2 separate regions of the Homo sapiens genome follow, and region 1 is linked to region 2. A link is a contact called in ENCODE Hi-C or POLR2A ChIA-PET data. All regions are on one chromosome and are shown on one strand. Each heading gives the region's core, a stretch centred on a gene start or an enhancer-like site at or near the end of the contact. The rest is flanking DNA. Distances are from core to core; before and after follow the strand shown. Region 1 holds the start of AGTRAP (angiotensin II receptor associated protein). Region 2 has its middle 12 kb from the start of MIR6729.

Evidence for each region. A loop is a pair of places that touch in the nucleus more often than their neighbours do. ChIA-PET counts read pairs that join two places held with the same protein, here RNA polymerase II (POLR2A). Pooled maps may share reads with other maps.
Region 1: a pooled map shows a loop between it and region 2 (2.8-fold over the local background). The contact joins the promoter of AGTRAP here to the enhancer-like site in region 2. A Hi-C loop is called at or near these places in 1 of 37 single-sample maps with no recorded cell type and 2 of 50 pooled maps. POLR2A ChIA-PET finds 5 or more read pairs at or near these places in 1 of 52 experiments (activated CD4-positive, alpha-beta T cell).

The regions. Positions count from the first base shown.
Region 1 is chr1:11,733,248-11,737,606 of GRCh38, forward strand. AGTRAP (angiotensin II receptor associated protein) reads left to right here and starts at 2,889. Exons shown (of 5, transcript NM_020350.5): 1 at 2,889-2,988. The coding sequence starts at 2,962.
Region 2 is chr1:12,039,017-12,042,887 of GRCh38, forward strand. No RefSeq gene overlaps it. Among named protein-coding and RNA genes, the nearest start is that of MIR6729, 12 kb to the left of the region's middle. RefSeq lists a cis regulatory region at 1-355 and enhancers at 138-637, 1,703-1,772. Within about 2 kb of position 1,500, at least 3 of the 41 ENCODE cell types and tissues checked have a DNase peak (open chromatin) inside an H3K27ac peak, as active enhancers do.

The DNA.
Region 1 (4,359 bases), core at 1,639-4,138, 300 kb before region 2:
TACCCAGGAGGAAGGAATGCTGCATGGAGAGCCCAAGAAGAATCTGGACAAGACTTGTTCATTTTCTTTTTATCCAATTGCATTGCTACAGGGCTGTTCATTCTTCCTTGAAACTAAGCACAAAAATGGACAGATTTCCCAGGGCCTTTGAGTCTTCATCTCTGAAGCCTCCCATGTCACATGAAGCTTTGCTTAACTAAACTTGGTATGCTTTTCTCTTGTTAAGCAGTCTTTTTTTACAGGAGTGTCAGCTGTGACCTTTATGATGGGTGAGGAAAGGTATCACACCCTTCCGCCCCTACAGGGTCCTGTAAATGTCAGTTTAGTAAATGTCAGCTCTAATCCTAGGAGTTGTTTTGCGGTTTTTTTGTTTTTTTTTTGACATGGAATCTCACTCTGTTGCCCAGGCTAGAGTGCAGTGGCAGGATCTCGGCTCACTCCAACCTCCACCTCCCAGGTTCAAGCAATTCTCCTGCCTCAGCCTCCCAAGTAGCTGGGACCACAGGTGCACACCCCCATGCCTGGCTAATTTTTGTATTTTTAGTAGAGACGGGGTTTCATCATGTTGGCCAAAATGATCTCGAACTCCTGACCTCAAGTGATCCACCGGCCTCAGCCTCCCAAAGTGTTAGGATTACAGGCTTGAGCCACCGTGCCCGGCCTGTTTTTCATTTTCTCCTTACAAAGTGATCACAACTTTATTATATACCTAAAGGCTTGGATTAAATCCCTCTAGAATCTGGAGTGTATGGGAAATATTTTTTAGAAGGAAATTGATCAGGCTGCGCACTGTGGCTCACGCCTGAAATCCCAGCACTTTGGGAGGCCGAGGCGGGCAGATCACCTGAGGTCAGGAGTTTGAGACCAGCCTGGCCAACGTGGCAAAACCCTATCGCTACTAAAAATACAAAAATCAGCCGGGCATGTTGGCACCCACCTGTAGTCTCAGCCACTCAGGAGGCTGAGGCAGGAGAATCACTTAAACCCGGGAGACGGAGGTTGCAGTGAGCTGAGATCGCGCCACTGCACTCCAGCCTGGGTGACAGAGCCAGACTCCATCTCAAAAAAAAAAAAGATAATAATAACATAATATTCTAATATTGACTGCTTACTGAGAAATTACTCTCTTCTAAGTACTTTACTAATAACAATAATTAATTACCAATAATGAACTAATAATAATAATAGCAACCAGTCCTAAATCAAACTGGATGTAGCCATTTGGCTGGTCTCTAATTTACCCCTAGACTGGGGGGATCTGTGCCTCCTAAGAGGGCATTAAGTTAGGCCTATGGGCCCTGCAGCCCTGCAAAACTCTCCTCATCCATCCAGAGAAACCCTTTCTTTGCATCTGGAGAGACTATGGGTCTTGGTATTATCTAAGGACTCACCCAGGCAGTTTTGTAGGTTCCCACCTGGTTTCCCCCACCCTAGGAATAAGACCAAGTGCTCAGGTGTACCCTGAAGGTTTCCATACCTAGGTGACACTAAACAAAAGCTGGTGTTCTCTAAAGGAAAGTTGATGTTAGGAAGGGACCTGGAGGTAGAGCGGATTAATGTTCTTGTTGCGGTGGGGGGATGTGGTGGTCAACAATCTTTAAGGGAGGTGCCAGGTGAGGCAGGAGACAGCCCTTTCTTTCCTCATGTACAATTGGGGGAGGAATTTCTTATGGTTTTTCAGCTAGAGTTTTCTAAAACTTTTGGTATGCTGATTAAAGTGGGCTCCCACCAATTTGGCTCCTCAGGTGTTGCTTTTTGTTTGTTTGTTTTTCCCAGACAAGGTCTCACCCTGTCGTCCAGGCTGGAGTGTAGTGGCGTGATCTCGGCTCACTGCAGCCTCCCCGGTTCAAGCAATTCTCGTGCCTCAGCCTCCTGAGTAGCTGGGACTGCAGGTGCACACCACCATGCCCTGCTAATTTTGGTATTTTTAGTAGAGACGGGGTTTCACCATGTTGGCCAGGCTGGTCTCGAACTACTGAGTTCAGGTGATCCACCCTCCTTGGCCTCCCAAAGTGCTGGGATAACAGGGGTGAGCCACTGCGCCCAGCCTCATCTTGTGTTGGTAATAACAATAGCTTGTGTGTCCTGCCCATTTACTAAGTGCCGGGCACTGTTCTCTCCTAGAACAAACCGTAGTTAGACTCCTCTGAGTCCTCATCTTGACTAGGCCTCGGCCTTGGACCTCTGTGTCTTCCTGTCCTTGCTGGGCCTGAGCCTGCATAATAAACCAGTTTCAGCAAGAGTCCTGCTAAGTTAGCAAGAACTCCCCCATCCTTGATGTCTCCTCCTAGGAATCTTCCATTCCTGCTCCCTCATTCTGCTCTGGCTATAAATCCCTCCTTGGTCCTTGTTGTATTCGGTGTTGAGCCCAAACTCTCACTCCATGGCAATAACCCTACAGCAAGTCTTGAACAGTACTGGTTTAACAACAGTCCCAATAACGTTTTCTTTAACAACAGCAGTTAGCTCATTTAATCCTCATAAGGATCATATGAGGTAGGTAGCCTAAATAGCCCATTTACACAGGGAAGTGGGAAGGAGAGAGGGTGCCCCCAAGGATGAGACACAAGCTGTTGCCACATCAGCACTTTGCGCCTGGACGGTCCCCCAGTTGTCCTGGCTGCAGGCAGTCCGAACAGTCCGCTTCCTGGAATATTAGCCAGGCAGGATACGCCCTGGGCGACAGAAACTCCAACTTTCGCCAGCGGCCCCCAAGTACTGCCTGGGCGGTGGCGGGAGTCTGGAGCTTGGCTGAAGGCGCGAGCTGCCGACGCCGTCTCCTAGCAACCAAGCGGCGGTCACGTGACCCGCTCCAGCCCGTTTCACGTGGTCTTGAGCTGCGCTGGGGTTGGAGTGGCCGCAACGGGCGGGGCGGGGCGGGGCCGGGCAAGTTTGTTCCCCGAGTTCGGAGCCTAGGAGCCCCCCGCGGCTGCGGCGCAGGTGCCCTCGGCCTGAGTCGGGATGGAGCTGCCTGCTGTGAACCTGAAGGTGGCGACGGGCTGGGGGGAGGGTCCCCTTTGCGGGAGGAAGTGGGACATTTGCATTTTCCCGGAAGGTGGGAGGAAGGACCGGAGTTTTGGGGAAAGAGGGATGGTAGGGAGGAAGGGAAGGTACAGACCCCACGCAAGAAGGAGATGGGCAGGCAGGCCACAGCAGGGAGAGTGATCCAGGCACAGGCCAGCAGGGCGACACTGAGGGGCCGTGGGAGGTGGCAGCGGAGGGCAAGGGCCGCCCCCTCCCGGACTCAGACCCTCCCAGCGGGCAGCGCCGGTCCCAGCATTGCTGTTGCCTGCACGCCCAGAATTCCCCTGGAGGAGGAGGAAGGTGCGCGGGAGGGGCTTGTAGGCGGCTCACCTCCCCCGCGCGGGGTCAGGGACTGGGCTTGCCCCCCGGGTCCCAGCACCGTTTCAGGAGCCTCCTTGTTTGCTAAGTCGGGTTAAGGAAATCAGATGTTCCCAAGCAGTTGGTTTTATAAAGTTTACACATCCAGCGCCCTTATTTCATAATCAAGAAGCGCGAACTCCAACAGAAATTACTTAAAAGCAGAAAACCCCAACTTTGTGCACTGGGGAAAACACTGCAGGGCTTCCTGTGGTGTCTTCATTTCCCGAGCCGTGAGCTCAGTCCGGGTCTGGGTGCCAGCGGCTGTTCTTTTTCTCCCCGCCCAGCCCCGCCGCCCACGTGTCTGGGCTCCATTTGCATTAGAGGGGCTAGGGGCTGTAGTTTTGGTCAGGAAGGTGTGGACCTTGGACCAAACCGGCCATTTTGGGTCTTAGTGCAGCCTCCTTTGAGGCAATATCCAGGAATGTCCTCTTACTCATGAATGACAGAGCATTTAGCTCCCTGTTGGTGTCTGGGACTAAAGGAACCTGAGAAATAGATGGTTACAAAACAATGGCTTAATACACTTTATTATTACACAACATCTGTGCTATGACTTGCTATAGGCATGTTTCCCTTCTTAATCATACTTGCTTCAGCAAACCTTCCTGAAGCTTCCAGTCAAAGGTGGTGGGGAGACATGGCTGGAGCAAGGGAATGGGCTTGGATGGAACGTTCAGCTGGGAAGAAATTTACGTGACAGCAGCCGAGGCTTGTTGGTATCAATATGCACTCTATTCCAGGCAATGTGGGGTTAACACCAACTGCCTTTTCTCTGATGAGGGATTTGCTTAAAATAATTGCTGACAGAGGATCAGGTGAGGGCAGTGGGAGGGACAGAGCTCTAATTTATGGGCTTCTGTGGTGTGCCAGGTTATTTAATCAAGGCAGCCTTATGAGAAAGCTGATATGGTCATCTTTTTACAGATGAGCAAACTTCAGCTTAGACTGGGTAAATTGCCAAGGTCCCACGGGGAG
Region 2 (3,871 bases), core at 250-2,749:
GAATGGAAGCAGGGCATGGAGTCCTTTGATCCAGTGGCCTTCACCCCCAGCTCCTGGAAGGGCTGTTGCTGGGAGCAGATGCCGGCAGCAGCCTTCTTGCCAGTTTCATTAGCATGGAGGCTCTGAGGACAGGGAGGGAGGAGGGATGTGGGTGGGCAGGACCCTCCCTGGGGCCAGTGCTGAGGCTGTGAGGGTGGATGGCTGAAGCCTTGCAGGAAGTTTTGAGAGGAAGCTGGGCCCACAGGATCGTGATGTGATCAGTTGGGGTGGCATAAGAGTGCCTGATGATGGTTTGGGTGGCCTTTGGGGACATCCCCTGTCATGCCATCACCATGCTGAGCTCTGACCACACTCTCTTTGGCCCTCTTTATCTGTGGCTAAGAGTTGGCAACACAGCCTCTGAAACTCAGCAGAAACCCCTCTGCTTCCCCCAGCCCTGCCTCCTCTATCCCCCACCATTGTTGATGGGATACCAGAGGCACCCAGGTGTCCTGGGCCTCCAGCTCCCGAGGCAAGGAAGCCTTTCTTGGCCAGCCAGGACTCATGACATCTCAGCCAGTGGAGAAGGGGAGAGGGAGGGCTTTGAGAATTCCCCAGGCCTCAGATTTGGTGGGGGAACCCTTCCTGTCCACCAGGATTGAGGGTTACAGAACACCCCAGCCTCGAGGGAGAACTAGCTGCCCCCCATCCCATTCCCAGCAAATTCTGACAAACACCCCCTGACTCCCATGGTGGAAGTTTGCCAGGTGTCAACTAAAGAAAATAAAAAGCTGAAGAATTAGAGTTCGGGCTGGGTGTGGTAGCTCACACTTGTAATCCCAGTAATTTGGGAGGCTGAAGCCAGTGGATTGCCCGAGCCCAGGAGTTTAAGAGCAGCCTGGGCAACATGTAGAGATGAAACCCCATCTCTACTGAAAATACAAAAAATTAGCCAGGCATGGTGACATACATCTGTGGTTCCCAGCTACTTGGTAGGCTGAGGTGGGAGGATCACCTGAGCCCGGGGAAGTCTGAGACTGCAGTGCGTGGTGATCACAACACTGCACTCCAGCCTGAGCAACAGAGTGAGACCATGTCTAAAAATAAATAAATAAATAAAAATGCCGGGCGTGGTGGCTCAAGCCTGTAATCCCAGCACTTTGGGAGGCCAAGGTGGGCAGATCACTTGAGGTCAGGAGTTCGAGACCAGTCTGACCAACATTGAGAAACCCAGTCTCTACTAAAAATACAAAATTAGCCGGGCGTGGTGGCACATGCCTGTAATGTCAGCTACTCGGGAGGCTGCGGGAGGAGAATCGCTTGAACCCGGGAGGCAGAGGTTGCAGTGAGCTGAGATCACACCATTGCATTCCAGCCTGGGCAACAAGAGTGAAACTCCGTCTCAAAAACAAAAAACAAAAACTTTAGAGTTCTTTTTATTCAGAAGTTTTACCAGGACTATAGACCGAGCCTATTGCCTGAGAGCAGCCCTGTGGAGGGGTTCTATCAGCTGCTCTGGCAGTTTCAGTTCACAGTTTATGTACAGGTGGTGAAGCTGTAATATGTACAAAATCACATCGAGGTTTGGGTATAGAGTACATCTGGCTATAGATGACTAAAGCACATCTGCTGAATCGATTGTGGAGGCAGAATCACTAACCCCACCAGATGGTATCTTATGTGTAGGAAAAAGCAAGTCTGGGGCCATTTATCTTTCAAGGAATATAGTGACTCACGCAAGAGACATGGGGCTCTATTCTGTTTTGTCTTCAAAGCATCCCTCCAGAGAGCTGCCCATTGTCACAGAGCCAGCGGCTTGTGAATCCACTCAAGCAGAAATGAGCAAACATAACTTCTTACATTTGCTACTTAGGCTCACCCAGGAGAGGAAGCAGCCCCAGGTGCCAGCTGTGTGTTGCAGAACACTGGACCTGGAGCCTCAGCCTGGGGGTCAGTGTTGGCTGCTGCTCCTGCACAAGTCAGTGGGCTTCTCTGAGCCTCAGTTTCCTCATCTGTAGAATGGGGATTAGAATGCTACCTACTGGGCCAGGCACCGTGGCTCACACCTATAATGCCAACACTTTGGGAGGCCAAGGTGGGTGGATTGCTTGAGCCCAGGAGCTCGAGACCGGCTTGGGCAACATAGGGAGACCCCTGTCTCTACAAAAGAATTTAAAAAATTAGCCAGGTGTGGTGGCACGAACCTGTGTTTCCAGCCACTTGGGAGGCTGAGGCAGGAGGATCACTTGAGCCCAGGAGTTGGAAGCTGCAGCGAGCCACGGTCGAGCTACTGCACTCCAGCCTGGGTGACAGAGCAAGACCCTGTCTCAAAAAACAAAACAAAACAAAACAAAACAACAACAACAAAAAAAAAAAACCCAGAAAACCAAGAATGTTACCTACTGCGTTGGGGTTTTTAGAGGATGAAATTAGATGATCAGGAGATGAAATGCGTAGTGCAGTACTGGGCCTAATAAATGTGCAACATTATTATTTGAAACCAGGGCCTGTGTGCATATTGGCAGATGAGGATCCTGTCTCTAGAGGGGTCCACCCCACCTGGCCAGATACACAGTAAGGAATGAGCCGAGTGGGAGCAGGGGAAGTTTCAGGTGATTCTTCCATGAAATGATGGACACAGGGCGCTGGCCCAGTGTCTGTGCTGGAGTAGGGCCCTGCGGGCCTCCAAGCCTGGGAGGGTCAGAGGCCTGAAAACCACTCAGGCCCTTCCAGGAATCTTTGGTTGGGAACTCTAGGGACTCTGTAGGACACGGTGTGGGAACAGAGCAGGATGGGGGCAGTTACCCACACCTCCATTCCACTCCTCCTGCAGGGTAAGACCTGCTCAAGTCCCGCCTTCAGGCCGGATTGCCCAAACCTTTCCTCAGTCTCCCTGCCTGGCCACGTGGACTCCCCATCCCCGTAAAACCCTCCTGTGGTTCTCCTGACCGGGATGGGTGGGTTCCTTGGGACTTCTTGCCTTGCTGGGCTGGGCCCTTCTGAAGGACAAGGGTCTCCCAGGTGCTGATCCTCCCTGTGGGCCTCAGCTGCCAAAGGACTCTGAGGACACTGACATTTGGGAGAGCCGGCATCTTCTCTGGGTCCCTGATGTGGGTTCAGAGGTGGCCCCCCAAAGATATGTCCACCTAGAACTTCAGAGTATATGACCTTATTTGGAATAAGGGTCTATGCAGATATAATTTTTTTCTTTTTTTTTTTTTTTTTTTGAGATAGTCTCACCCTATCACCCGCTAGGGCTGTATAACAGAACACCACAGACTGCAGGGCTTAAGCAACATAAATTTCTTTTCTTTTTTTCTTTCTGTTTTTTGTTTGTTTGTTTTTGGTTGCCCAAGCTGGAGCGCAGTGGCACGCTCTCGGCTCACTGCAACCTGCGCCTCCCGGGTTCAAGTGATTCTCCTGCCTCAGCCTCCCGAGCAACTGGGACTACAGACGCACACCACCATACCTGGCTAATTTTTTGTATTTTCAGTAGAGACAGGGTTTCACCATGTTGGCTAGGATAGTCTTGAACTCCTGACCTTAAGTGATCCACCCGCCTTGGCCTCCCAAAGTGCTGGGATTACAGGCGTGAGCCACCATGCCCAGCCTTTCTGCAGATGTAATTAAGGTAGGGTAATGGGGCTCTTAAGACGCGAGTCCCTCTCCCTCTCCCTCTCCCTCTCCCTCTCCCTCTCCCTCTCCCCACGGTCTCCCTCTGATGCCGAGCCGAAGCTGGACTGTACTGCTGCCATCTCGGCTCACTGCAACCTCCCTGCCTGATTCTCCTGCCTCAGCCTGCCGAGTGCCTGCGATTGCAGGCGCGCGCCGCCACGCCTGACTGGTTTTCGTATTTTTTTGGTGGAGACGGGGTTTCGCTGTGTTGGCCGGG